Linked DNA regions of Homo sapiens: all the other regions are linked to region 1. A link is a loop called in an ENCODE intact Hi-C map of the cell type or tissue named here. Cell type or tissue: mammary epithelial cell. All regions are shown on one strand. Links, peaks and the distances in the headings refer to the core of each region. The heading gives the core; the rest is flanking DNA. Region 1 overlaps LOC124900191 (a long non-coding RNA gene). Region 2 overlaps LHFPL2 (LHFPL tetraspan subfamily member 2). Region 3 overlaps LHFPL2 (LHFPL tetraspan subfamily member 2).

Region 1 (10,266 bases), core at 637-8,636:
ATGTACAAGAGTAAAAGTAAGAAAAAAAGAAATGCAAATAATAACTGCAGATAGGCAAAAAATTATAAAATGGAGGAAATTATACTACTTAACTTGCCTGGGAACATAAAATGTAAAAACTAAATATCAATTTATTTATTTTTATTTTTAAAATTTTTGAGACAGAGTCTCACTCTGTCACCCAGGCTGCAGTGCAGTGGCATGATCTCAGCTCAGTGCAACCTCCACCTCCTGGTTTCAAGCAATTGTCGTGCCTCAGCCTCCTGAGTAGCTGGAACCACAGGAGTGTGCCACCATGCCTGGCTAATTTTTGTAAGTTTAGTAGGGATGGGGTTTCACCATGTTGGCCAGGCTAGTCTCAAACTCCTGGCCCCAAGCCTCAGCCTTCCAAAGTCCTGGGATTACAGGCATGAGCCACCGCACCTAGCCAAATATCAATTGAATTAAAAAGTTGTGACACTATATTGAGACAAGGCAAGTGGGGATGTTAGAGAAAGAGAGCTAAATCCCCATTCTGCCATTTGTTAGAAAGTCAAGAGATAACATCTAAAATTGATGTGTCTGTAATGGCAGTGTAAATATGGCAAATATCAGAAGAAATAGCTGAAGTTCAAAGTTCTGCCTCTGAGGCATGAGACTAAAGCGTGAAGTAGAGGAATGCAGTCCTCCTTCATGAGCCTTTAAATACAATTTGGTTTATATTTGTTTAGATAAAATATTAAAAAATTAATTTACAAAAAGAATGTTAACTCATAGGCTAGAAGTAGAAACCTCATTAATAGGCATTGGTTCCCAGCAGGAATCTGCAGAAATACAGAGGGAAGAATGGTGGGGGGAGGCGCCATAGCCTGAAATGGCCCTAGTCCCAGGCACCAGCCCCAGTGTAGTGCATGGGGCTGCAAGGTCTCCTCTGCTCAGAGGCTGTGATTCTGTATGTTATAAACTGAGTGATATGGTTTGGCTCTGTGTCCCCACCCAAATCCCATCTTGTAGCTCCCATAATTCCCACGTGTTGTGGGAAGGACCTAGTGGGAGATAATTTAATCACAGGGGCGAGTCTTTCCCATGCTGTTCTCATGTTAGTGAATAAGTCTGATGAGATCTGATGGTTTTAAAAACAGGAGTTTCCCTGCACAAGCTCTCTCTTTGCCTGCTGCCATCCATGTAAGAAATGACTTGCTCCTCCTTGCTTTCCACCATGATTGTGAGGCCTCCCCAGCCACGTGGAAATGTGAGTCCATTAAACATTTTTCCCATATAAATTAACCAGTTTCGGGTATGTCTTTATTAGCAGCATGAAAACAGACTAACACACTGAGAGTCCCTGATCAGCAAGTTCTTCCTCCATTAACTCTACCCACTGGCTTATCAAAGATGGAATTTTCTGGCCTGTTGAGGGGATATTCTTGAGTCTGGAATTTACTTATTGGAAAAGAAGAGAAACAGAATTGTTATCAGCCATCTGGCTAGGGGGAAATTCAAATACAATAATAAAAGAAAGAGAGAGAAAACATCCAATTCAGTGGGCTGCTTTTGTCAGGAAATCTTATTAAACTGCTGCTCTGTGCTCAGTGTCCATGATAAAGAGCATCAAGGCAGCTTTGGACAGAGATTTAAAAGCAGGGGCAGATGAGGAAAGTCCAGCAGGTCAGGGTAAGGAAGAAACACTGTATTTGCTCCCCATACTGATGATCAGATTATAATGGGGAAGCTTGCTTCAGATAAGGCATGGTGACTCATAATTTTATCATTTTGAGAATGCAATATAAATAAATCCATACAATATGTGACCTTTCATGATTGGCTTTTTTTCACTCAGCATAATGCCTTTGAGGTCCATCCAAGTTTTTGCATGTATCAATAATTAAGCACAATAGCTTGTTTAACCATTCTCCTATTAAAAGACATTTTGGTTGTTTCCAGTTTGGGGCTACTACAAGTAAACCTGCAGTGAACATTATGTCAAGGTTTTGTATGGATATAAGTTTTAATTTATTTGGCATAAATTTCCAGGAGTGCAATGCTGGGATAGTAAGAATATGTTTAGCTATGTAGAAAACTGCCATCCTGGCTGGGCATGGTGGCTCATGCTTGGGGGTTCAGCACTTTGGGAGGCCGAGGCAGGCAGATCACTTTAGGTCAGGAGTTCAAGACCAGCCTGGCCATCATGGGGAAAACCCGTCTCTACTAAAAATAGAAAAATTAGCCAGGTGTGGTGGCGTGCGCCTGTAGTCCCAGCTACCTGGGAGCCAAGGCAGGAGAAGGGCTTGAACCCAGGAGGCAGAGGCTGCAGTGAGCCGAGATTATGCCACCGCACTCCAGCCTGGGCGACAGAGCAAGACTCCATCTCAAAAAAAAGAGAAACAAAATGAAAAGAAAACTGCCTTTCTATTTTTCAGAGTATCTGTGTCATTTACATCCCCACCAGCAATATATGAAAGGTCCACTGTCTCCACATTCTCACCAGCCTTTGGTATTGTTTTATTTCTTTTTTGAAAGATCAGAAACTTCCTGCTGCCTTCCATTTTTTCTCTTAAAAAAATCAGTATTATGTCTGTATATAAAACCTTATGTACAGGCTGGGCATGGTGGCTCACTCCTGTAATCCCAGCCCTTTGGGAGGCTGAGGCAGGTGGATTACTTGAGTTCAGGAGTTCAAGACCAGCCTGGTCAACATGGTGAAACCCCATCTCTACTTAAAAAAAAAATTAGCCAGGCATGGTGGTGAAGGCCTGTAATCCCAGCTACTTGGGAGGCTGAGGGAGGAGAATTGCTTGAACCTGGGAGGCAGAGGTTGCAGTGAGCGGAGATTGAGCCACTGCAATCCAGCCTGGGTCACAAAGCAAGACTCCATCTCAAAAAAAAAAAAAACCCACAAAAAAACCTATGTACATTTAAAGCATAATAGTAAAACAAACACCTGTTAACACACCATCCAATTTAAAAACTAAAGCATTACCAAACCTAATTCCACCCCTCTGCCTTTCCCACTAAGAAGGTAACCACGCTACTGACAGTGTAAACCAGTTCTCTGGGAAAAAACACTGATTTGCAGTTCTTGTCAACTTCCATGGTGTAAATAATCCCATGTGACTGATGTCAAGCTACCAACCTAAAGTAACTGAGTGCGGAGCTGGAAGAGATGTGTGTAGTCGGTTGTGGCAAGCCTGTACAAATCTGTTCCAGCACCACTGTTGCTAAACTTGGTATTTATCATTCCAAGAAAAAAATGCGCATGCACACACACACACACACACACACACACACACACAGTGATAGGCTGAACAATGAACCTGAGATGCCTACATTCTAATCCCTGGAACCTGGAAATGTTACAGTGAATGGCAAAGACTTGGCAGATATGATTCAGTTAAGGCTCTTGAGCTGGGGAGATGATCCTGGATTATCCAGTTGGGCCCTAAATACAATCACAAGTGTCCTAATGAATTGAGGCAGAGGGAGGATCGACTACAGAAGAGAAGGCCATGTGACCACAAAGCAGACACTGGAGGGATATGGCCAAGGAATGCTGGCAGCCACAAGAAACTGGAAGAGGCAAGGAACACATTCTTCCCCAGGGCCTCTGGAGGAAGCACAGTGCTGCCAAGGCCTTGATTTTTAGCCCAGTGAAATGGATTTCAGACTTCTGGCCTACAGAACTGTGAGAGCATAATATAATAATCTGTTGCTTTAAACCACCAAGTTTGTGGTAATTTGTTACAGCAGTGACAGGAAACTAATACACACACACACACACACACACACACACACACAGTGTTTTCTACAAATTACCAAAATATCTATAATATTCACGTAGCTAGATTTTATCTTTATACAATTGCTATGTTCTTATCCAGAGAGATTCCAGGACTTGAGTTTTTTTCACTCAGCATTGTTTCTAAGATTTATTCATTTTACTTCATGTAGCTGTAATTCCTTTATTTTCACTATTGGTTAATATATTCCATCATGGCCGGGTGTGGTGGCTCACACCTGTAATCCCAGCACTTTGGGAGGCTGAGGTGGGTGGATCACGAGGTCAGGAGATCGAGACCATCCTGGATAACACAGTGAAACCCCATCTCTACTAAAAATATAAAACATTAGCTGGTCATGGTGGTGGGCACTTGTAGTTCCAGCTACTTGAGAGGCTGAGGCAGGAGAATTGCTTGAACCCGGGAGGCAGAGCTTGCAGTGAGCTGAGATTGTGCCACTGCACTCTAGCCTGGGCGACAGAGTGAGACTGCGACTCAAAAAATAAATAAATAAATTATATATATATATATATATAAAATCATGTATTACTTATCCATTCTCGGTAGGATTTAGGTAGTCTCCTTTATCAGATTAAAGAAGACTGGTTTTTCCCCTGAACTGAGATGATACCCAGGATATTACATTTGCTTTATTCTTTCAATCAAAGATTGGGTGAGGTAACAATTGTGGGAGGTAACAAGTTGCATTGAATGTTATAAGATTCCAGGATTCCAAATACTCCACCGAGAGTACATGTGAGTCATCTTACAGATAAGGAGAGTGGGGTAAGGTACATTAGGGTGTGATGTGGGCAGGGTCTCTCCTCATCAGCCTGGAAATGTGCTCACCCACAGGAGAGAGACCGCCTGCTCCCTGCCACACCCACACCCAGCACACAAACAGTACCCAGAAGGCACGCAATCAGTGAGGAAAGAGTTGGGGCCACTCTGGTTGAGGAAGAGCTGGATGAGGGTGGAAGGCTGGCCTGAGACACAGTGACTCACCAATGTGAGGATGGCCCATTAGATGCAACTCAAGAACAAGATGGTTTCAAAAAAGATGTCTGGCTTCTAGCTGGACAAAAGACCCTTGTTTCCCTGAATATCCAGAAAGATAAAAGGCATAAATGAATCGGAATTAACCACGGATGACTCAGCCTCAGGTCACATGGGTGAGTGTTCATGAGACATTTTTCTCCTTCTGCTTTGGAAGGTTTGCCTGGGGCAGTCTTGCTCGACTGGTAGGTGAATCAGCTTGCAAGCCTGAGTGTCATCACAGCTCTCACTGTTCAGCCTCCTATTTATTTACCCCTTACCACATAGGTGAGCTCCTTCCTCAGTTTCACTAAAATTATCCCTTCCTGTGAGAATCGCAGAATTTATGGATGGTTTCAGGGGGACATGGAAGGTATATCTCATTTTGCTCCATAGCCCAAGCAAATGAAAACCCAATTTTTCAAATTAACCCTCTCTCAAGTTTTACCTCGGAATTGCTGAGTCAAAGAGCAGGAACATCTCTGATTTTGGTATACTCCCTTGGAGCACCATCATAGTCAGCCCATGAAATCAAAAGTGCTTTATATGGCAGAGCACCTCCTTACTCCACCAGAGGCAGGGCCACCGACAAGAGTGGCCTTAAGTAAGGGAAGACACAGCCGGGCAGGTACGCCTGGCAGGCTTCAAGTGGGCCACAGCGGATACCTTAGACATGTCCTGGGCAAAGGCTTCCTTATGCCCATCCCATGGCACCGTCTCTGGGGCTGGGAAGCTGGCAGACTTGACCCCTCCCCATCAGCCTTCCCACACATTTATAGGCACCTCTCAACTGTTCAACATATGGTCCTCTAGCCTGGGGATGACTTACATTTTTTTTCCTTCATTTTTTTCTACTGTTTGCCCTTTGGCCACCTAATTTGTCATATGATTGACTCCAGAGACTGGGTGAAAATCCGATGGATGATATGTGATCAAGAAAGATAAAAGGATAAGATAGCCCTAGCTACCCACATTATCTCTGGCCCTTATCATTTAGAGACAATCTTTATTTTTTTGAGATGGAGTCTCACTCTGTCACCCAGGCTGGAGTGCAGTGGCACCATCTCGGCTCACTGCAGCCTCCGTCTCCTGGGTTCAAGTGATTTTCCTGCCTCAGCCTCCCAAGTAGCTGGGATTACAGGCACATGCCACCATGCCCAGCTAATTTTTGTATTTTTAGTAGAGATAGGGTTTCACCATGTTGCCCAAACTAGTCTCAAACTCCTGACCTTAGGTGATCCACCTGCCTCAGCCTCCCAAAGTGCTGGGATTACAGGCATGAGCCACTGCGCCCAGCCTAGAGACAATTTTGAATGGCCTATATGCTACAACTTCCTGTTCATGAGTTCTTCAGCAGCTTTACTCTCCAGAGCCTGGGGAGGAATTCCACCTAGCTAGAGCACATCAAGACTATATTAAGGTCTCCTGATTTTCTTTTTAATTTTTAAAAATTTTTCTATTTTTTTGAGATGGAGTATCACTCTGTCACCCAGGCTGGAGTGCGGTGGTACAATCTTGGTTCACTGCAACCTCCACCTCCCTGGTTCAAGCAATTCTCCTGCCTCAGCCTCCCGAGTAGCTGGGATTACAGGCACTCACCACCACACCCATCTAATTTTCGCATTTTTAGTGGAGACGGGGTTTCCCCATGTTGACCAGGCTGGTCTCAAACTTCTGACCTCAAGTGATCTGCCCACCTCAGCCTCCCAAAATACTGGGATTACAGGCGTGAGCCACCGTACCCAGCCAGGTATCCTGATTTTCTATCCAAAGTTCTCTTTCTGTTACACCATATCCTATTTTTTAGAGTTGAAATTAAAGACATACTTGTCATCAGCGGTTCAGTAGGGCATTTAGCAGGTCAATCTCCTAGCTCTTATTGTCATGAATAGGCAGATGATAACTCTGAAGGTCTTTGCCAATAGCTGTTAGCAGTCTTTATTTCCATAATCATAGACTGAGACAATAAACTCACTTGCAAGGCAATGTCTAATACCTTTAGTAACAACACTAAGATTGGGTACATCGCCAAGAGCTCCCAACATTTCTAGATCTATTCAAAATCAATGGCTTTCTTTGCAAAGCACAAAGGCAAACACCAAACCATCCAAAATCAATACAGAAGAGTGATAGATAGGGAAATAGGACTGGGTAGCACAAAGGATAAAGAAATAACAAAGCCAAAGGTTATGGAGTGATTGCTTTCTAATTTGTCTTTATAAAAAGAAAAAAGAATCAAATGAGAAATTGGCAAGTTACTGAGTGAAAATGTCAGAAACGTTTTATATTCTAGGGTTTTGCCACATACTGTCTTGCACAATGTTAAAGGAAGTGAAGTTGAAATTGAGAATATTTTCACAAGTCTGAGCCAGCCAGGAAGCCAGGGGAAAATACTCTTAAATTTGGGAAAATTACAGGCCTGCTATTTGACATTAGTTGGAGAAAAACATCAAACCTCAGAACTTATTCTGAGAACCTGAACAAGAGACGTACTTTAAGAAGCCCTGTGCCTTGTCCAGGGGAGCGTAGATCCCCCTAGGACTTAGAAACACTATTGGTAAAGGCCTTTAAGGAAGCCTCCAATGAGGGGAAATGGATAAAGGGGGCTCAGATTTCCTTTTTTTTTCTTTTTCTTTTTTTTTTTTTTGAGACAGGGTCTTGCACTGTCGCCCATGCTAGAGTGCAGTGGTATGATCTCAGCTCACTGCAGCCTTGATGGCCTGGGTTCAAGCAATCCTCCTGCCTCAGCCTCCCAAGTAATTGGGACTACAGGTGCACATCACCATGTGCAGCTAATTTTGTTTATTTTTTGTAGAGATGAGGTCTCACTATGTTGCCCAGGCTGGTCTTGAACTCCTGGACACAAGAGATCCTCCTGCCTCAGCCTTCCAAAGTGCTGGGATTGCAGGAGTAAGCCACTGTGCTGGGCCAGGGGCTCACATTTCTACTAAACCATCTTCTGAATGTGCAGAGAACAATGGCATAGAGAACCTGACCCTAAGGACTGGGGCTGGGGAAGAACACATAAGCGAGGTTGGAGAGCCAGGTCTCCCCCTTAGGCATGGGCCCAGAACCACGGTGAAATTAAAAATAAACAAACTTGCCATTTTGAAAAAGAAAAGTGATCAGGGCATAAGCCTTACCAGATAATAAAACATATTATCAAAATATAATAAGAAAAACTGTGTGGTATTTATATATTAATACAAATAGTCATCAAGCACAATGAAACAGCCTAAACATTTTTCACTCTGTTGCCCAGGATGGCTTGATGTGATCCTCCTGCCTCAGAAATGCCATTTCTGAATATAAAACAGAAAATTCAGTATAGAGTCAGCTGGCTTTCAAATCAGTAGGGAAAAATTATCATTTTAAAAATTATATTGAGACAACTGGGTAACCATCCAAACAAAATAAATTCTAGATAGTTGAAACTGTAAAAGAACCATACAATTACTAGAAGAAACAAAGGACACTTTTATTTTTTGTAATCTAGTAGTATAGAGATATAAGACTCAGAAACTATAAAAGACAAGACTGACAAACTTGTCTTTTATGAACATGAAAAGAAAAAATTTCTGCATGGCAACCCCTCTGCATAAGCAGAATCAGAAGAAAAGGCACTGGGAAAAAATGTGCAGTTCAAAATAGAAATAAAGGAGAAAATCCTTTAATGTATAAAGAGCTCCTACAAATCATTAAGAAAAAGACCAATAACCCATGATCACCCTTATACAAAATATAAGAAATACAAATTAAAACTATCATAATAATATAATAAAATATAATTAAGTACTATCTTCTCTTGTTAAACTGGCACAGATGAAAAATCAGATAGGGGCTCCAGAGACAGGTACTGTGTTATTGTTAGTAGAAGTGTGAATATATCCAACTTTCTGGAAGGCAGTTTGGAAAACACCTATCCAAATTATAATTGCACCATCACTTAGGTCCAGAAATTTCACTGTTAGGAATGTAATGTACAGATACTCTTGCACACATGTGAAATAAACTATGTATAAGGGTGTTCTTTATCCCACTATTTATTAATAGGAAAGATTGAACAACTAACTGTGTGAATGGAGTGGTGGTTAAATAAATTTTATTACAGGCTTGGTGGCCCACACCTGTAAGCCCAGCACTTTGGGAGGCCAAGGCAGAAGGATGGCCTCAGGCCAGCCTGGGCAACAGAGCGAAGAATGTTCAGAATTCTAGGCCTGGGTTTGATTCCAGCTCTGCCACTTACTAGCTTGATATCCTGAATGATTATTTAATTTCTCTGAGCCTCTTATTTCTCATCTGTAAAATGGGAATAATAATATGACCTACTACATATGAGTATTGGGAGGATTAAGTGACATAATCCATGTGAAGATCTTAGTCTTGCTCAGAAAATATTGGTTTTCTTTCTTTTCCACCTCTTTATTAAGGAATCACTGGTGTTGTTCGCTACTGAAAGTAAATATAATTAAATTATAAATTATAAAGTAAATATAATCAAATCATGACTGGGAGCCAAGTGTGGTGGCTCACACCTGTAATCCCAGCACTTTGGGAGGCCAAGGCAAGTGGATCACTTGAGGCCAGGAGTTTGAGACCAACCTGGCCAACATGGTGAAACCTGTCTCTACCAAAAAAATACAAAAATTAGCCAGCGTGGTGTTACGTGCCTGTAGTCCCAGCTAACCGGGAGGCTAAGACAAGAGAATCATTTGAACACAGGAGGCAGAGGTTGCAGTGAGCCGAGAGTACCACTGCACTCCAGCCTGGGCAACAGAGCAAGACTCTTGTCTAAAAAAAAAAAAAAAAAAAATATATATATATATATATATAAAATATATATGTGATAAATATATACAAAATATATATTATATGTGATAAATATATACAAAATATATATTATATGTGATAAATATATACAAAATATATATTATATGTGATAAATATATATAAAATATATATTATATGTGATAAATATATATAAAATATATATTATATATGATATTATTATACATTATATGTTATATATATAATATATAACATATATATGTTATATATGTGATAGATGTGTTATATATAATATATATGTGATATATGTGTTATATATAATCAAATCAGTGTAATCCTTGCACGCGTTCAAGAAAACACAGAACAATAAAGTTAGGTGAATTAGAAACAGATCCCAGAATTTTAAAGTGTTTAATGAATCTCATAGCAGGTTCTACAAATTAGTGGGGCAGGTAAGTATTAATTAAGATATAACACTGGGATCTTTGGTTAACCATGTGAATATAAATCAATTTAGTATTCTCACCTCATACCATATACAGCATAAATTTCAGATTAAGTAAAGAATTAAGTGTTTAAATTTTTTTTATTTTTAAGTAATATAAACTCACAGGAAGTTGAAAAGATAGTACAGAGTTCTGTGTACTCTTTGCCCATCTTCCCTTAAAGATAACATCTTCTGTAGCTG
Region 2 (10,266 bases), core at 1,563-9,562, 62 kb before region 1:
TCTTTCGATGGTTCCAACAGAAACCTGCAGTCTATGGCTAAGCTCTTTGGTCTCAGAGCAGAAAACAAGTCTAGTGTTACCTGGCCAAGGGGCTGGATCAAACAGACCTAGGTGACAATGCTAGTTTACAACTCAGTGACAGGGTAACTGCAGCCAGGTAGCTAACCTACCTGTGCTTCAGTTTCCTCCCCTGCAGTACCTACCTCAGAATGATTAGGAAGGTCTTCTATATGCCAGGTACCTTCTATATGCCTGGAAATGCCTGCATAAACATGTGATGGGTTCCCTGCCCTCAGGGAGCTTACAGTCCACAAAGAAAAATAAATAGGTCGCATTCACGACTTTGATGCAGCTGATAGGAGCTGAAGGGAGGAAAATACAAGGGTATATATGAGCCTTTGCAGAGGCACCAGCTGATTTCAGAGGCATCAAAGGAAGCTCCTCAGAGCAAGTGAGGGCTAAAATGAGGAGGTGGCCAAACTAGAGGGCAAGCAAAGAGCATGCCAGGCAAAAGGAACAGCAAGACGGGGGGGTCCTGGAAGCAAGGACACAGTTCACAAAAGAAAGAAGTTGGTGCCCACTGAAGCATTTCAGGTCACAAGAGGCCTTCTTGCAGCTGCTTTAGGAGAGTTTCGACTGGACCTTAAGGCTAATGCAAGCTCTGACACAGGAGAGGAGACTGTGATGGTTCAGACAGCTTTCAGCAACACCAGAGAGGAGAATAAACTGGAAGGAGGCAACGACACCCCATCTTAGCTGCCCCAAATGCCACATCCTGGTCGGTTGTGAGAGGACAGAAAGACAACCCTCATGGTCAGAAGTGAAGCTGAGCTCCCTCCAGCATCTCCAGTGAACCACTGCTTCTGAAGCCCAGGTTCCTCCAGCATGAGGTGGTTCCTGCCAGGCAGACACCAGCTCAGTGCCACTGCCTCAGGGGCAGAGTCTGCCTGCCTCAACACACCCCCACCAAATGCCTGGGTGGCACCGTGTAGTGCAGCAGCATCACCTGGGAACGTGTCAGAAACACAAAGTCTCCACCATCCCAGACCTAGGGACTCAGAATCTCTGGGGTGGGACCCACATTCAGTGTTTTCACAAGTCCTCTGGGTGACGGTGATGCTTGCTAAGGGCAAGTCCTGGGGGACAGAGTACAGAGATGGCCCAGCCTGCTAACCCAGCAGCAATTCTGTGCTCAAGGCCTCACACTCCATAGTGCTTTGAAGCCCATTTCTGTTGTAAAAAATACACAAAGCTGGTTTTTACGCATGGCACCATTCCTAGTCCTGTGGACCAATGGGGTAGGGGACTGAGCCACCTTCAGGGTAGGGAGGTGGAGATGGGAGTGCAGGCAAGGCCCTTCCTCTTCTCCTGGGCCCTCATCTGTTTTAGGACAGGCAAAGGGAACTCGAGCTTCAAGGAAAGAGAATGCATGCTTCTCCTTTTAGACATTTCTCCTCCCACCTAGATACAGAATCTGACCACTCCATAAATGAAACAGTGAGGTCGCCCTGGAAGGCTCCATGTGGTTTTATTAGAGGGTCAAGTTTCTTCCTGGAGAGTGAAATGAACTCTGTGGTTACAAAGACACCAAGGCCCAGGAGCCATAAAGTAATTCAGGATTCAGAAGAGCCCAGTTTATCTGCCTCTTTCTTTGAATATCTATCTTCTCCTTACCAAAAGAAAAAAGATTACCCCTCCCCCCAAAAAAAGCATATTTCTGTAAACAGCAGACAAGTTCTCACATTCTTGTTTGTGTTTTTATAGCTCTTGCTTTCTTTACAAAAGGGGTTAGGGGGCGGTGGGGAGGCCAAAGCATCAAAATAGCACTCAGGTCATGAAGGGAGATGATGCTCCACTCAGTTCCCAGGGCCTGCCCCCAACACCAATGCCACCGTGAGGGTGGCTGTGCTGCAGGAACTCACAGGAAGTCATGCGTGGTATGGGGGCAGTGAGGACACTGTATTCTCAGTGCACCTCAAGTAGTGCTGCAGAAAACCCAACTGCCACCCCAGGTTTGGGCAGCACACTGTGTTTGCATGCTGCAGCTCTCTGGCTTCCCCACCTGCCCCTGTGCCTATGGTCCCACGCCTCCAAAGGCCTTCCATGGCCAAACACACCGCCACACCTGCTAGCCCTCAACGATCATGGCTCTTCCACCTGTCTCTCCCCACTAGACTGTGAGCTTTCCAAGGGGTGTAATAAGCATGTGTTGAATAAATGACTGAATACATAGCCATATGGACTCACCTGGAATAAGAGTTTCAGGCCTGCATTCCATCCCCTCACCCTTTCCAATCCAAAGAGGCAAAATGATTTGCCCAAGGCCGCAGAGCAAGCTAACAGCAAAGGAAGGTCAGGGAGGCAGAACAGACAGTTCTTATCAATTTCTGCCTTTCACAGGCTGTGTTCCCATCTTTCCTGAGTACCATGCCCCCTTGAGGACAAAGACATTTTATTTGTGATAAGAATGGAATCATTTTTTGTGTGTTTCATTTCAAGAACATGGAGGAACATCTTATGAATCTTAGAATGTGGGGCACTAAGCCCAATCTAGGGACACCAGGGGAAGAAGAGTCGGGAAATGGCTGTGAGCCGTGGAGTGGGTCAGTTCTTCACAGACATTCCCAGAGTTCTGGTCCCTCGGGAGTGCTTCTGTGTAAGTCCTCTGTCGGTTCTGGTTTACTCCGACAGCAGAGACAAGAGAATCTCCCAACCCATCCCCACTCTGTTCTCAAAACATACTCCACCACTTACACAAGCTTTGGCTTTGGCAGCAGAATGCCCAAGTTCAGTTTCTTTTTGCCAGCCAGAGGCTGAGAACTCTGCAAATGTAATGACTCTTTTCAGATACGACAGAGAAAGCATGCACTAATGCACATTACCTAGGTGGCATGCAATCTCAGGAGAGTCAAGCCCTTCTCTTCAAGTCCTCTGGGAAAGACGCCCCCAACACTCCCACCGCCCCCTCTTCCCCCAGGGAAAAGGGATGGTTTCTGCCGCTGGCCAAGCTCACCTGCTAAGCAGGTACAGAAAATGGATCATTTTCCAAGTCTTGGATTTAGCTTCTCTCTCACAACCAAACTGACTTTAAAAAACAAAACCGGCCAGGCACAGTGGCTTACGCCTGTAATTCCAGCACTTTGGGAGGCCCAGGCGGGCGGACCACGAGGTCAGGAGATCGAGACCATCCTGGCTAACACGGTGAAACCCCGTCTCTACTAAAAAATACAAAAAATTAGCCGGGTGTGGTGGTGGGCGCCTGTAGTCCCAGCTACTTGGGAGGCTGAGGCAGGAGAATGGTGTGAACCCGGGAGGCAGAGCTTGCAGTGAGCCGAGATCGCGCCACTGCACTCCAGCCTGGGTGACAGAGCGAGACTCCGTCTCAAAAACAAACAAACAAACAAACAACAACAAAAAACAACCAACCAACCAAAACAATCCTAGGTACAATTATGGTGTTTAGTCTTAGTTTTCATATATAGATCACCTGGCTTTTCATTACAACTAGTATGTGAAATGGCCACATTAGAAGTGTGCCAAATGCATCGTAAATTATATTAAAGTTCCCATCACACACACAGACACACACACACACACACACGCGCACACAAACACCAATTAAATGAATGGGAACAAGTTCTGCCTAGTGCCCTCCCAGGCATCCTGTGCTCTTCTTGAGCTGCCTGGACACCTGGTGCCTGAGGCTGCCGTCTGTGGCCCTGCCTCCTGCTCTGCCCTCCTTGAAGAGTGCCCCACACTCCACCCTATCAGAATCCACTCTTGCATACTCTGATCCTGAGAAGCATTCTATTAAGTTATTCCTGTTAACGTATAAATCACAAATGCATTGCCTGTCCTCTGTGTGCTTACACGTCTAATAAGAGGCTTAAAGGGAAACACTTCACCCAATTTCTCTAATGGTAGAATTGTAAGTACAACAGTAAGTGAATTCCACCTTTCGGGTAAGGAGCTACTTCTATATCCAGCTGATCCCCCCACACTGACCATTTCCTACTTCATTGGTTTCATAAGCTGACTTTGCCCCTAAGGTAAGGCTGAGATGGATCCTGCATCTTTAGGAATAGAGGTTAATTTTCATACAATTGTGGAAGGGCAAACTCCTTAACCTTCCAATTCACCTGGATCAGAATCAAGCTGGTCTGTGGAGGATGGGGCCCCTTCTTCATCCATTTCTGGTCATCCATTACTTAACAACGCTCATTATCTCCAGTGTCTGAACCAAAGTAGGAAAGAGTGGGAAAATCACTATCGAGACATTCTTAAAGACTTCTCTACAGAGGCCCAAAGCTTATGTAGTCCAGTATCTTTGAGCACTTAATAATCAGTGTCTGTAAAACCTTCCTAAAAATAAAGGCTTCACAGAACTGACTTCTTACACCATTAACAAAGGCCTCTCTGATTTGGCTCCATCCAAGATAAGAGCCTCTCTGTAAAAGCAAAAGCATGTATTAAGATAAAAAGTGAAGTGGATCCAATGGGACAGAAGACAGCCCTTCACAAGCAAGTATCTAGGAGGCCAAGAAATAAACAGGCAAGGGTGTCCCTCAGACATGGCCAATATCACAAGCTCAGACAGACAGGTTTCTAAACTGATACTCCTCTAAATTGGTTTTTCTAGAGCCTTCCTGATCATAAGAACCACCTAGAAGCTTTGTTTAAAAGACACAGATTCCCAGGACCCACTCCAGACCTATGAAGCCAAAACCCCGGGTAGGGTCTGGTCACATATGTCTAGCTAGCACCTTAGCAGAGTGTCAGGCAAGTTTCAGAAATAATGCTCCAAATGAAACAATAGGCAACCTTTTAAAAGCTTTGTAATCGCATAACCTTGAAGTTATAGGGTATGTGGGAAAATGCAGGTTTAATGGAAGGAAGTTAGAGCCTTCCTAATCTAGTTAAACTTATGGAATATAACCAACATGTAATGAGGAAATCATTTTAACTAGCTTGGGGGGAGGGGGGGAAGCCTTCCCCTATACCTTTACCATATCTCAACTGGAAGAGCTCATAACCTCCCTGCCCTAAAGGATTAAAGGCATCCCTGCACAGTGGCTCCCAACAGCTATTAAAGGCCCAAATGGAAGTGCCAGGGCTGAGGGCTCGCAGTCTCATCCTGATAGAGGCCAGCCCTAAGTAGCAGGTGACCAACTTCAAGTCAGACCTCACAGGCCCTCCTGGCATGCACGGTTCAGCCCTGACATTTCTCAGCCGCCAGATGCCTATTCCATAGTCTCTTTCATGCTCCAGTTTAATGTGAGGCCTTGCTATTCAAAGTGAGCTCCACGGGAGTAGCAGGGGAAGCATCACGGAGAGAGCTTGTTAGAGATACAGAATCCTAGGCCCTACCCAGCCCTGCTGTATCAGAGTCTGTATTTTAACAGGATTCCAGCCAATTCTTGGGCACAGTCAAGCTTGAGAAGCCCTCCTGATGGGGTAGGGACTTCTACCCACAACTCTGGAACATCAGCCTCCCCACTCGGGCACCAGCCTCTCAGAGGCCTTCCTCCCTCACACTGTTCACTCAAGTCTTGTCAGTGCTGGTTTGTCTTGGGGCCAGATCACCATCAGCAGGACCCAATGAATAGCTGACAACCCAAAGCCCAGTTTTTAGGAAGTTAAAAGGAGGCAATAAGGGCCGGGCGTGGTGGCTTACACCTGTAATCCTAGCATTTTGGGAGGCCGAGGCAGGTGGATCACGAGGTCAGGAGATTGAGACCATCCTGGCTAACATGGTGAAACCCCACCTCTACTAAAAATACAAAAAAATTAGCCAGGCATGGTAGCAGGCGCCTGTAGTCCCAGCTATTCGGGAGGCTGAGGCAGGAGAATGGTGTAACCAGGGAGGCGGGGCTTGCAGTGAGCCGAGATGGCACCACTGCACTCCAGCCTGGGTGACAGAGCGAGACACCGTCTCAAATAATAATAACAATAATAAATAATAAATTAAAAAACATAAAAAAGGAGGCAGTAAGTTCTGATTGTGTCTCACATTCTCATCTGGCTCTAACATCTGCCTCCCTTCGAGGGCAGGACTATAGACCTCGTGATCGTAAATCAGCAGAGACAATCCAAAGTCAAACAATACCATGGAATGCTGGCTCTTTGGTTCCAGCACAATGTTAATGAGGTCGAGGTCACGGGTATGATTAGCTTCCTCTGTATCTTGGCACAGACTCCAACCCTCTGCCCTCCGGCCGCCTGCAAAGGCTGACGCACCCTTGGTTACTAAGAGGACTGGAGGAGAATGACAAGGGGAGGCTAACAGAGCAGCACCAGTTAATGACTCAAAGAACCTGAGTGGCTGACGGGCTGCATGTATCAAAGAATGACTTGTGGCCCAGAGGGAAGGCTGACAAGACAGACGACCAGGTCAGAATTCAAAACTATCTGGACAGGCCAAACATGCCAGAACTGAGAAAGCTGAAATTTCACAAGAAGAAATGAAAGTCTCATGATCAAGGTTTCAAAAATCAAATATACACATCCCAAACTAGAGGAAATCTAATTGGATGGCAGTTATTAAGTTTTTAAAATTTTTTAAAACATTCAAGTTTTGTTGACCAATATGGATATTAAGAAAGCCAGAAGCCTCTTAGGACCAGAAGTCTAGTTTCCAGACCAAAAGGAGCAGTGGTTCTTGCCTAACATGGCTGGTCAGACTATCCTAAGAGGCCCCCCAGCCACCTGTCCACACAGGTGTACACACAAACTCTCACACCTTCCCACCACCACCACCATTGGGGTTCTTATTATTCAGTGTGGCCTCTTCACCCATACTGTCCCTGACTACAGCTCTTTTTGGCTTGGTAACATAGTGTAAACATTTCACACATCAGCTTAGTTCCCTCTCATGCTGCCCTTTCTTTACAATACACTTAAGCACAAGCTGGGAAAAACAAACAAACAAACAAACAAACAAAATGCATAAATAGTCAAGACAACCTAAGCACACCCACTTACCAAAAGGATTCAGATCAAAAATGACTTACAGTCACCAGTTTAAGCCGGCACACTATGCTACGAATTACAGCATGAATCCATGCAGAGTCAGTAATTAAGTCGGTAATTATGAGTTTTCACTGCAGAAGAACCCTGAAAGGCCCACTGTAAGAAGGAGCAAATGAAAGAGTATCTGTTTAGACATACCTCTCTAGAATGTAGAATCATCTTCTAAGAACGGACAGTTGGCCATTTTAAAAAAAAAACAAATGTGATTTTAGATTGTTTTTAAAGTTGTGAGCCATGTTTTTCTTACGTATCTATTTAATATACAAGTGTTAGTCATTTACAAATACAAAAACACTGCTTACTGGTAAGTTTGTAATTCCCAGACTATCCAGTCTGTTATTTTTAATTCAGAAAATGTGTTCTCTATGAGCAAGAGAAAGTTAATTTTTTAAGAAGTTATTTTGCCCTTAATAAGTGTGTGCCATGCACCACTTATCTGAAGATTGAATGAGGCTCCTGTGAATGCAATTACAGCCTTCCTTAAACAACTGGCTAAATGCCTTAAAACTAGAAAACATGTGAAATTCAGTCCAATTGCAGCCTGCCCCAGGAGAAAGGAAGCTTGAACTCCAGGTGCCCCGACAACACAGCACAGTGTGGAAAGAAAGAAAATGCTGAACAATAGAATCAGGAGAGGAAAAAGAGTCCCTCTTAATTTTCCGGGCATGTGGGGAGCTTGTTGCTAAAGAAATATTTAAGATCTCACTGCTGGTTAAGGTTCAACTGAACAGTGAAATTAAAAAACAAAAAAAAAATCAAACATGCCAGTACAGCACTTATTTAATTCAGTATTTCTTATCAATCAGGTTTATTTCAGTACTTCTTATCAATACAACAGAAACACCTCTCAAATCACACTTAAAATGTTTATGAAAACATACCAAACATACCCATTATAAGGGGTGGGGTCTTCCCTATCATTCAGAGGAAGCTGCCCCATTCTGGATTTGGGTTGCAACCCCCAGTCCTAGTTACATTCCTGCAGCCTTCCAGTATTTATAACTATATCAACAATGAGTAGGAACGTCAGTTCTGTTTAAAGACAGGAACTGCCTTACAAAGGATGCACCATGGATATCAAGCAATGTATGATGTTGTGACCAAAACCACTGATCCAGTTTTGTACAAAAACCAAAATACTTCCCCAGCTCTTTAGTTCTCATTTCAAAAAGTAACATACTACTTGTAGAAAATCTGAGAAACAGAAAAATAAAGAAAAAAAATTAGTCACTCATAGCCCCATTAAGATAACCAGTTAAAATTTTAGTCTCTGTCCTTCCAACCCTGTTAAGCAGGCAAGGATGAGGTGAGGTGTTATTGCTGGTTACACAGACTAACAATGATTAATCATCCCCACTGGACTTACCCTAAATCCACAGCAGTAAGAGGAGTAACGGTTGTGCCTGCAATTCAACAAGCATTCACTGGGGCCTGCTTGGCACACTCTCATTTATGCCACAAATGAATGAAATGCAAATTAACACCAGTAGCCCTTGAGGGCCATTTGGTAACCTCAAAAAAGAAGGTAGATAAACCTCATCCCTGGTGGACATGAAAACAAGAGTTAGTTATCCTAGTACAGAGAGTAGGAGAGCCTGGCCACCCTCTCTAAGGCAGGGAAGGAAATGTTTCAGAGGAAGGGTGTGCAAAGCAGTTGGAGATGAAGACCTGGGAACCACACACATGTGCAGCTGCCCATTAGCAATGCAAGGGTTCCTGGGAATCTGTGTGCTTTTAGGACCAGAGAGATTCAGCCCACAAGGGAAATGTTCTTAGTCCCACAAACAGGAAGAGCTTTAAAACTGTCAGAACACCCTAGTTTCCATACATCAACCTGGGCTACTATCATCCACCTATTACCCTTGTGCAGTCAAAGGCCAGACAACCTGGTTACGTCTAGTTGAACCATGCTCTGTGCTTAAGGCACAAGGAAAGAATTGTTTCTACTGCTGATGTCACCTCAGCGTTAAACATTGTTCATTATTAACCAGCTGAAATATTCTTCTTTCAAATACTATAACTGGGTGCAGGTTTCCTTGCTTATTTTTTTTTAAGGTGAAGAGTTGTGAAAGTTAGTTTGACTGAACTTCCAAAGTTCACCCCCAAGTAAATACCTTGGAAGTCTTAAATAAAGTTTGACAAAAATATTTGTAAAATAGTCTCCATAAAACCACTTAATCATTATAACATGTTATTAAATCAAAGTCAGAACAAACCCAGAAGAAAAATCCAAATACACTGAGGTTCTCCTTTCTGGACCTGCCAACTGTCAAAATCAAAGTTGGGTGTTTCTCCTGATCTAGCTGATTAAAGTTTAGGAAAATGTGCAGATAACACACCTTTTTAACCGTATTCAATATTTTGTAGACATACACAAAACTAGTTTACATTCTCAGCAAGTGAAGTTCATCTTACATTTTCTTAAATATATTTATTGTATTTAAGAAAATGTACAGTATACACACACACACACACACACACACACACACACATATATGCTCAAGCTGCTATAATAAAATACCATAGATTGGGTAGCTTAAATGACAAACATTTATTTCTCACAGTTCTGAAGGCTGGGAAGTCCAAGATTAAGGTGCCAGGAGATTTGGTTCCTGATGAGGGCCCTCTTCCTGGCTTGCAGACAGACAGTCGCCTTTTTGCTGCATCCTCACACACTGGAGAGTGAGCTCTGGTCTCTCTTCCTTTTCTCATAATGACACTGATCTTATTATGGAGGTCCCACCCTCAGTATCTCATCTAAGCCTAATTACCTCCCAAAGGTCCTGCCTCCAAATACCATCACATAGCGGGTTAGGGCTTCAACATATACATGAATCTGGGGGACACAAATATTCAGTCCTTAACAGACACGTGTATGGTATCAATTTTGTCAGTTACACATCCTAGCTATCAAACACATTCACAACCATTCCAGGTACATCCCTCTTAACTAGCTCAGTTTAAAATAACAAGCAGAACTCACCAAGTCTGCAAAATAACATCAGTACAAGCCTGGTCATTTGAGGCTAAAGTCAAGGGCTTGATGGACAATCAAGCCAGTCAGGCCTGGTAAAGGGATGAAAGAGAAAATTTCACTTACAAGGACACAAATTACTCTTGCACCTAGCATCAGTTAGTAAACCTCAACACGCCAAGCAAGAGAGGGAGGCCTCCCTACAAACACTTGCCACTACCGTAAAAAGAACTCCCTCTATCATCTCTAGCTCCAGACCTCGC
Region 3 (10,266 bases), core at 737-8,736, 100 kb before region 1:
CCTGCCTTTATGGAACACTTTCTTTCTGACAATTATTAAATAAGACATTCTTGTGGAACACTTAGCTTTGTTAAAACCAACTCTGGTACAAGGGAAAGGAGGGGAGGAGAAGCCAGGAGACCTTGTGCCATGGGGGCTGCAGAAACAGAAAGGAAGCTTACTAGTTGAGGCAGCAAGAGCAAACACAAGGCACATGTAGAACACGGATAGGAGAAAAATAAAGGGCAGCACATATAATCACCAGGTTTTCTTATTGTTCTTTCTGGGCACACACAACTGGCATGAACATGTGGTTGACAGGTCTGAGAACTGATTCCTAGAGACAGAGCTGGCGCAGGAGGGCTGGGAAGTGGGCACTATCTGCTCCATCTGGAGAGTGTCTGAAAGACGTGGTTCCCTTCAACTCATTTTCATTTGATGGTCTTTTCCCAGTGCTCAAGAGCACAGTCTTCAATTAACAGGCAGTACAATAGTCCTTTAACAAGCAACATGGACCTACAATGAGGGGTCAAAGAGAAGTCAAATGCGTGGCAACAGAACTCCAGCCAGGAAATTCTGGAAGACTTCAGAAGTACTCAGACACGGCAAGGCATTCTCTCCCAAACGCTCAGGAAGGACAGAGAGCACCTCTCTCAAAGGAGTGCGGGATGGATGCCTCAGATTTCAGAGGTAGCCTCTGCAGATCCACAGCAAATTCTACTGAGGGAATTCTTTCCTCTAGAAGACGCTCTAAGAGTAACAAAAAGTAAGAGCTAATTTGGGTTTGTCTCCTGTGTGGTTTCTACTTCTCAGTGCAAACTGCATAAATTCTCTGCCCAGTGCGGGAAGCAGGGTGCTTTTTCCTTCTCTCTCCACCAAAGTTTCACAATTATGTACGAGACTGGCCCTTCTTGAGCATCTTTTGCTTTCTTCACTTCCACTTTCATCTACATTAAGTTCTGCCTGATTACTCTTCAACTTAGTGAAAAATTCAGATACACACACACACACACACATTACTCTTCAACTTAGTGAAAAATTCAGATACACACACACACACACACACACACACATTACTCTTCAACTTAGTGAAAAATTCAGATACACACACACACACACACACACACACATTACTCTTCAACTTAGTGAAAAATTCAGATACACACACACACACACACAATCAGCTGAATTACTCCTGGCCATCCAGATTACTCTTTCTGAATTTTAAAAATTATTCAGAATGAGGAGTTATTGTTTCTTGGGTACAGAGTTTCAGTTTTGCAAGATAAAAGAGTTCTGGAGCTGGTGGTGATGGTTGCACAACAGTGTGAAAACATTCAATACTATGAACTGTATGCTTGAAATGTACATTTTATGTTATGTGTATTTTATCACAATTAAAAACAAAAGCCAACAGGTGCTCCCATGCCTGGTTTTGGCAACTCGCGCATAATCTCTGTCCCCGGTGTCTGGTTGGAAGCAGTCACTACACAGCAGTTCCAGGACACTACCGGGTGCTGACATTCACGGGGGGCGAAAGGAGATGCCAGCTGCTGCTCACAGTGAGTGCTTTTCCCGGGGAGCAGACACAGTATCTGCATCAGACACTCCTGATTCACTTCTCATCCCCATGGGAATCAGGAGAAAGATTTCACAGCCCTCAAGTAAGACATCTAGGTTCCTGGAATTAAGGAAAAGAAGAGCTAAAGTCAAGAGTGCAAGGTCCTGAGATCCCTGGTGACATCTTTCCACCTCTTGTTTTCGATTGAGGAAGACAGCCTGGGGACTTAAAGGCCCCAGCTGTCTCTCCCGAGCACCTCTCCCTTCACACTCCAAAAACAGTATCATTTTCATGACAAAAAGCTCTTTTAAAAAATGCTCCATAAGGTCCTCACAGACCTGGTCCCTGTCTCCAGAAGGTCATGGTTTATGATATACCATTGTGACCATGCTAGTTGAAACATATGGGTAACAGGTGAGCGTACTAAATCAATATTTGAACAAGCAATGATGTATTTATAGTACATCTGGTAGTGGTCAAGGATACACTCTTTGGGAGAAGAGGCAACCTGAGAAGTAACCAGACCAGAGACTGGAAGGACCAAGTGTGTGTGGAAGAACCTGAGAGCTCCATACACAGCCTAGAGGAGCAAGGCTGGACCAATTGTCTATGAAGGCCTCACTCACAAACCAGACGGCATGACTGTCCCCAGTCCTTCCCTACTCTGAAACCTATCCACAAGCTGACCCAGGGAACCCTGCTTGATGAGGCAAGAAGGAGGGGGGATGGAGAGGATATCTCATTCCTATTCGTCTTCAAGGTAACACACACAAAAATAGCAAACTCTTGCATACTGCTTGTTATGAACACTCTTCCAATAACTCGTAGATAGGAACTCATTTAAGCCTCACCAGCCCAGGTACTATTTTATGCACTGACAGAGAAACCAAGATAGAAAAAGGTTAAGGAGCTTGCCCAAGGTTTCAGAGCTAGTTAAGTATGGGGGCCAGACAGTTATCCTGGCTCTTAGCCTTTATGCAATCCTGCTTCTCTAAAACAATGGCTATTTCTGTAACACTAGACAAGAAGAGAGGCTTAAAGACATTCGGCCCTATGTAGCATGTTAACTCTGTTCCCCTATTTTTAGGGGGAGAGGCAGCATAGCTTTGTATAGACATCCTCCGACTCAACTTGGGCAGGATGTCAGCTAACTGTGTGGCCTTGGACACATTAATTAACTATTAGCTATTCACTGTATCTGTAATATACGCTGTCTAATGTATCTGTAAGGGTTAAATCAAGTTTCTAGCACATACATAATAGATAGAAGCTATTATTCACCCAGGTGAAAGCTCTAAAAACAAGCAGCTGACACACAGCCACCATCTAACAAATTAATCAAAATCCTGTAATAAAGTAATAGTGGCTATAAGCTTAAACTGGCACACAGCAGTCAGTTCATAGCCAGAGCCCTACAAATCATGAACAGTTCCTTCACTACACTGTTTGGGTAGGGATTCTATAATTTTTCCTAAGTGTTCCCCTGGGATAAGAACCAAGACACAAGAAAGAGAAAAGGGACAAACTTACAAGTTAGCAGAATGTTTTACTTGAAAACACAGTGCAAAAGTTGAAGGTAAAAAAACTTGACATTTTATAATAGTCTTTGTTTGATTCTAGAAAGCCAAACAGTCCCTAATTACTAAATCACATATAGAATGGACATAGCCGCCAACGACCAAAGAAAGAATATAAATTGCATGTCACATCTCAACTTCAGAGAGAAACCATCTGATGTGGCTAGCCTTCTGAGTGGGTGCTAGCACTGTGTTCTTTCCTTGCTCTTAGAATAGAGTCTGGGGACCAGCCTGGCTGGCCTAGCTATCTCTCAGGGACCAGATAGCAAACTTTGTACCCTGTGTGTTTCGAATTCACACTCAAGAATGTGAAAATAATCAGCTATGCCATCTCAACATGCACTGATGAACAGTTTTCAGGACTGCTTCAAACCAGGAACTAAGGTAAAATAACAAGTTAGACAAGCCATGTGCAGACATCCCGCCTCCAGTCAGGACGTGGGGATTCTCCTTCCTGGAGACAGACTATATTTTTACAACAGGCTTTTCTATTTTCCTTACAGATTGCTTCAACTATAACAGCACAAACCAAACATCTGAAATAATGAGTCATACTGGCTTGAATCCGAAGCACCAGGTCAAATGCAGTTTAAGCCACGTCAGTGCTTAAAGGCAACCCTCATGTGGTGAGTGGACAGATTTCTGCCACCAGAAATCTATAAGCCCTTTCCACCTAGGTGAACAATGTCTCAGTGTGGGAGGCAAGACAAGTGTTTCTAGCTGTTCAGGACCAGGCTAGGAGAATCTTCTTTCTTCCTTTCCTTTTTTTAGACAGGGTCTCACTCTGTCACCCAAGGTAAGTGCAGCAGCGTGACCACTGCTTACTGCAGCCTTGAACTCCTGGGGTCAAGCAATTCTCCCGCCTCAGCCTCCGGAACAGCTGGGACTACAGGCTTAAGCCACTACACGTGGCTAATTTTTTAAAATTTTTTTTGTAAAGGCAGGGTCTCACTATGTTGACCAGGCCTGTCTTGAACTCCTGGCCTCAAGCAATCCTCCTGCCTTTGCCTCCCAAAGTGCTGAAATTATAGGTGTGAGCCACTGCAGCACCCAGCTGTTCCTTCTTTCTTAAATTGCCTCTCTTTGGAGGGGATTCCTGATGAGGAAAAAACAAAAAAGAAACTCAAAAACTTACAGCATTTTTTCCTATAAGCATTCTGGTAAAGGGGAGTCCAAGAGAAAGGAGGTTTAAATGAACAATAATGGTATTAAGTAGCATTACAAATATTATTTGTGGATTTAAGTTAAATTTGTTCTTGATTCTATGAAATATGAAAGTCAAAACATTCTTTCATCAGTTAAAAAAAGCAGCCCTCTCTGCAGCTGTTCTAGACCGAAGATGACAAAGTTTATAATAAATTATAAGCAACCCTCATGACATCTAAATTATACATTTATTTTCCTCCTTCACAATATCATTATAATGTCTCCAATTAAAGCCCGACAAATTTTGGAAATTGAATTGAAAAGATATACAGTTACAAGAACTTCTCAAGAAAGATGCAAGGAGAAAGGGTCCTCATCCCAAAAGATTGGACTTGCAGGAAACACAAGCTCACATCATCCTACAGAAGGTAAGCAGCTGCCTAGAGGACGACCTTTCTGATAAAAGAGTAAAGCATGCAGGCATGAACGAATCAATGAACATTTGAATGAAATAGCCCTGGGATCACAAAGTTCCAAGAATATTTTTCATGAGTCTCACAGTGCCCAGTTTTCCTTTAACATAAGTCTGTCTTACCTTTTCTAAGACATACCTAATGTGATAAAGAGAAACCTAGTAAAAATGATTGACCTTCCTTGGCAATCTTTGTGACTCTTACCTATTCATTCCAACTCTGCTTAGGGATAAAAGTGTCACGTGCCTGTCTGAAATTGTCTCCTATAGCCATGTCTGAATTATCCAAAAGTCAGGACACCTCCCCGCCATGGTCCCAGAACCCAGCTAGGAACCCAGAAAAGCAATCTACCAAGGAAATGCTGCCCAAAGCCCAGCAAGCCACATTCTGATGCTGGTAGGTTGTCAGTCATAAGCAAAAATCCAGAAAATACAAATCTTCCTTTGATAATAATATTGACAGTTTCTTCTGCTCCCAAATTTTTGCCTTCTTCCCATTAAACAACAAAAATTAAGTGATCTAGGTTGCCCATGTTGCACAGTCTATACATTCATATGAAACAAAAATTTAACCTCATAAAAAGAAATTCAATTACTATTGACTAAACTGCAAAGTAATATTTAACACACCAAACAATAATTTTGTAAGCAAAGCAAATTGCTAAACCTGGTTCTCAGCCATTGTTTCCATATCACAGTCACCTGTGGGACTCAGGAAAATCACTGATGATCAGCACCACCCTAGGAGAGTAAGGTCTGGTGGGGCTGGGGTGCAGTGGAAACAGCCCACGAGCGAGGCGCCAAGAGAGCAGCAGTCTAATCCCAGCTAGACTTTGCACTTCCTGTGTGGCCTCTGGGACATCACATCTCTTCCCTGTGTTTCCTCACAGGGAGCTCTAAAATGGGGGCATTGTATGAAAAGATAATCTAAGTCTCTTCCAGTTTTTTTCAATTTTCTCCCAACCCCAGAGTTTTTTCCACTTAGGAAACTAACACAAGTTTTTCTAATTTTTTCCCAAACCTAGTGTTTTTTCCACTTAGGAAACTTAAAGGTCTCTTTGTGTGGGACAGAAGCAAGAAAAAATGAAGACAAATATACCAAAGTGTGTCTCAGAGTAGAATGATTCAACATGACGTAAGAGTTTGTGTGGGAGAGTGGTGAACTGACGTAGCAGATTATGGAAGACTGTGAACAAGCAGCTTGGAAAGTCAGGAAACTCTAAGACCCAATTCTTCAATTCTTCCTTCTTTGTTTTTCTTTTTAAGATACAGAACAAAAGAAAAGTTGGGAGGAAAGAGAAATGAAGTAACAAATAAGTCAGTAGTATTCAATGAACACTTACCAAATGTGCATGATGGTATGTTACAGGAATAAGAAAGAATTTAAGTGAAGAACAACATGGTCCCTGAACTCAAGCTATTTGTGATGGAATTCAGTGCATCATATGCACTGAATTAGTATCTTCATATGCATTGGTATCACTGGGCAAGCTTGTTAGAAAATACAGACACCTGGGTCCACACCCCTCTTCCCAAACATTATAAATCCATTTCCAGGATGCAGAGCCAGAAATGTTTTTGTTGCTCACCAAAACTTGACAACCACAAACTAAATAACAATGGAATCCAACTTTTGAATAATGCAGTTAATACAAAGACCCCTTAAGGCAACCCTGACTTAGTCATAGATAGCAAATATAGGTTAAGGCCTGGGTTCCCACCCCATGTGTCAAGATGATCTGGAGAGCCACAGCAAACTCACAGGAGCATGAAGGGATACTACAGTTTTTTAAGGAAAGCATGGTGAAGTGTGGGAATTATACAAACTACTAGTTCAAGTTAATTCACAAAATGCATTACATTCCTTTTGATGACATCATCTCTTTGTGAAACTGGTTTTTGCAATTACTATGATAATAAGCCAAGCACATTTGAACATCAATGTGGAACAGGAAACCAAGGTGGGAATGTCAAATCTGACTCCTAGGCTTGCGAAGCCATGAGGTATCCAACAAAGAAACACAGCTCACTAGTAAATGAAGGTGGTTATTCAAGAACAAAGTAAGTTCTAAAATCTTATAAAAAGAAAAGCATATTTTCTTTCAATTTATACATACTACTTTTTCAAATGGCCATTAAGTTGTTAGAACAGAAGTACCTATTAGGTGGTTTGTATGTAACTCTTAAACAAAACTGTTAAGTACTTACTTTGAAAAAATTAACTAGACACTTAGAGGACCAAGAACAGAGAAAGTTTGGGATCTTCTGGGTCAAGACAACCTTACAATGGGATTCTTTTTATAGCATAAAAATTTAATTCACTCCAACAAAATAGATCTCATGTTTCCTTCTGATAGAGAAAGCATTCTAGAGGCATTCCAGAATGCTGCTTTTCAAAGTATTCTCAAATGAGAACAATGACAATCATGAATATGTCTATCCACTGATTGGTCAATAACTGCATGAATTATTTTCTTCCATGTTATATTTCAAATAGCATTCCAAAGTAAAAATGTATAGATATATTATCTTGTTTTCATAGGAAGCATTATTATACCTGTACAACACCTTCAAATTTACTTCACAAAATTTGAACATACGGTAATTTCAGTAACAGCCTTCTTAGACAATCCAAGTCCAGTTATCCCTAGCATTCAAGCACTGGTCACAGGAAGTGCTGCGCTCACTGCACTTGTTGGTCTGCCTATGTCCCCAGCCAGTCCTACTCATCTCCAGCCCTTGCTTGGCTCAGCCGTACTGTTTTATCACACTGCGTCATTCCCCTACCCTCCCAAGTGTTATGGATAAAGTTTTATTTTCTCAATTAATGTAAATTGTACTTTGTTAGAGACGACCATGATTACTAGATATAAAAACTTCCCAAGATTGAAAGCGAAGAATAAACCCTTTTTTTGGGCGGGGAGCACAGGGGGTTGCGGACAGAGTTTTGCTCTTGTTGCCCAGGCTGGAGTGCAGTGGCTCAATCTCGGCTCACTGCAACCTCTGCCTTCCAAGTTCAAGCAGTTCTCCTGCCTCAGCCTCTCAAGTAGCTGGGATTACAAGTGTCCGCCATCATGCCCGGCTAATTTTTTGTATTTTTTTTTTTTTTTAGTAGAGACAGGGTTTCACCATGTTGGCCAGGCTGGCCTCGAACTCCTGACCTCAGGTGATCCACCTCGGCCTCCCAAAGTGCTGGGATTACAGGCATGAGCCACTACACCCAGCCCCTACTTCTACCAGGTAGAGCATTATTAATGGAGAGACTATCATGCCTACACACAGATTCTGCTTGCCAGTTCAACAATTAAGTGAATAAAAAACATAAAGGCTTGCTGCCTAGCCCATGAGATCTTGTCTAGTTGTGACTTAGTACAGATAATGGCAGACAATGGGAGACAGCCTTCAGCATGTACAACTGCTTCAACCATTCTGAATGCTTCCCATCCCTTAAAATCTGAGATTTTTCAAACTATTCCCCAAATTATTGGTAGTTTCTGGAGTTCTCTTTACATAGTACCTGAAAAGACAAATTTTTGAAGTGACGATTCAGAGTCAAATCTCTGACTACAAGAAAATTTTAAGTGATCAGGAAAATCTTGTAACTTTATAGCAACTAACCTCTCACTCAGATTAATAATGAACATGCAATATACCCTTCAGAAAGAGCTACTTCCCAAGAAAGCCGGGGAGATCAAACAACAGCTTATTCATGGTGAAAATTATTTTGAAAGACTAAAGTTGATAGCATTCCACCTACTAAGTTCCTGAATAGTTCTAAAAATTTCAGGATGAGGTTCTTCAAGATAAGCCTTTCAAGTAAAAAATTTACAAATATATTGTTGTCAAGCGAGCAAACTAGATACCAATTCTAACAAAAGCTCTGTTATTTCATGTTATTCTCCCCATAGATGGCCACACCAAAGTTTCAAAGTAAGAGTTTATCAGTAAGCTCTTCAGTTTGGGGTTACAGGTGATTAAAAAAAAAATTAAAATTACAGCCTGGCTCAAAAGACAATTCCTCCACTTTCTGAGTTTCAAATATCAAATCATAAAACTTTCAGCAAGAGGCCATGTGCAGTGGCTCACACCTGTAATCCCAGCACTTTGGGAGGCTGAGGCAGGTGGATAACCTGAGGTCAGGAGTTCAAGACCAGCCTGACCAACATGGAGAAACCCTGTCTCTACTAAAAATACAAAATTAGCCAGGCATGGTGGCACATCCCTGTAATCCCAGCTACTCAGGAGGTTGAGACAGGAGAATCACTTGAACCCGGGAGGTGGAGGCTGCGGTGAGCCAAGATCATGCCATTGCACTGCAGCCTGGGCAACAAGAGCGAAACTCCGTCTCAAAATAAATAAATAAAGCTTTCAGAGAAATAAATGACAAGCAGACAATATACTTAACGTCCTCAGAGAGATACTACTAACAAAATAGTATGAAGGAAGTTGGTAACTAAAGTCAAAGGTTCTGGCTGAGAAAACACTTTCCACAATGGAACATAAATAGCAGATGACCAGGACAATGTTTTATTTTGGCCTGTGTCTGAACTCAAATTAGCTGTTTAAAAAAAAGTTAACTGAAACTCCAAAAACACTAGAAAGTAAAAGAAAATCGGATTTAAATCTGCCCAACACTTGACCAGCATGTGTGCCATTTGCTCCAACCCCACATCAGAGTGACCCTGCAGGCCCTGGGGGTACTCAAGTCCAAAAGATCAAGTAACAACAGGCAGGGAAGCCTCAGAGGAAAAACTGTGAAAACACAATAAAGTAGAACAATTCCTACCATTTGGCCTAGTGATGAAAGGAGAAATGAGGTGTCACTGAGGATGATAAATATTTGGACCCTTGACTTCTCTGTGAGGATAAAGTAACAGAACAAACATCTTTTCTCGAAGGGATGATTTGGTGTGCCTTGAGATTTACTAAGCTGAGATGATTCAGCCATGTTCACAGTTGAGAAGGCAGGTCCCAGAGCAGACAGTACCAAGAATGTACAGACATGGCCCACTCACTGAATTCCTCTGTCCAGGGGAAGTTCTCACTAGCAATGTGAATTATTCTCATGTTTGTATGTAATTAATATTGATGGTGAAGGGTCCCTGTAAGTTAGGCAGCCTCCCCCAAAAGGAACTGTTTTTATTCTTTAAGAACAAACTAATAACGAGTAAATCTAATAAGACTATAAACCATGTCTGTGTAGCAAATTTATACCACCAGTGAATTCAACAGCACTAGAAGGGAAAGAAATCATTCCAGCTTCTCACGCACTGTCTCTAGGGTGGGCTGAACACAGGATAAAATCCTCTACCTTGGCTGCATTCTCATTAGGCCATCTGCAAACGTGCTGCAGAAAGAAGAGAAGCCAGAGGACTTGGAGGGTGGAGAGGCTGGGGGGAATGCTCCTGCTCTAACTTTCAGTCTCTTCATGGGAAAGTCATTTCCCTCAGAGCCTGTGTTCATCCTGCACTGGAAACACAGCTGTGGTCACCACATCCCTAGTTAAACACTGCTCCACAATCATAAATACT

What was found. Hi-C counts contacts between places; a loop is a spot of excess contacts. Peaks named below come from ENCODE experiments on the same cell type or tissue, not always from the same donor. Only the 100,000 strongest peaks of a DNase experiment are listed, where the experiment ranks them.
Region 2: it touches region 1 in a loop (9-fold over the local background); 2 of 110 quality-filtered maps call a loop at or near these places.
Region 3: a loop joins it to region 1, with 2.6 times the contacts of the local background. A loop is called at or near these places in 2 of 110 quality-filtered maps.

What each region holds. Positions count from the first base shown.
Region 1 is chr5:78,695,102-78,705,367 of GRCh38, forward strand. The region is part of intron 4 of LOC124900191 (a long non-coding RNA gene); the gene reads right to left. Among named protein-coding and RNA genes, the nearest start is that of LHFPL2, 51 kb to the left of the region's middle. RefSeq lists enhancers at 4,306-5,505, 4,837-4,981 and a cis regulatory region at 4,904-4,914. In mammary epithelial cell, for the core only: no CTCF peak of the experiment used is centred there; DNase peaks (open chromatin) are centred at 3,420 and 4,780; H3K4me3 peaks cover 241 bases; H3K27ac peaks cover 3,693 bases.
Region 2 is chr5:78,632,419-78,642,684 of GRCh38, forward strand. The region is part of intron 1 of LHFPL2 (LHFPL tetraspan subfamily member 2); the gene reads right to left. Among named protein-coding and RNA genes, the nearest start is that of LHFPL2, 11 kb to the right of the region's middle. RefSeq lists enhancers at 428-929, 930-1,429. In mammary epithelial cell, for the core only: no CTCF peak of the experiment used is centred there; DNase peaks (open chromatin) are centred at 6,233 and 8,383; H3K27ac peaks cover 3,776 bases.
Region 3 is chr5:78,591,646-78,601,911 of GRCh38, forward strand. All of the region lies in intron 2 of LHFPL2 (LHFPL tetraspan subfamily member 2), which reads right to left. Among named protein-coding and RNA genes, the nearest start is that of LHFPL2, 52 kb to the right of the region's middle. RefSeq lists an enhancer at 5,381-5,675 and a silencer at 5,521-5,725. In mammary epithelial cell, for the core only: a CTCF peak has its summit at 3,766; DNase peaks (open chromatin) are centred at 3,656, 5,886 and 6,626; H3K27ac peaks cover 5,125 bases.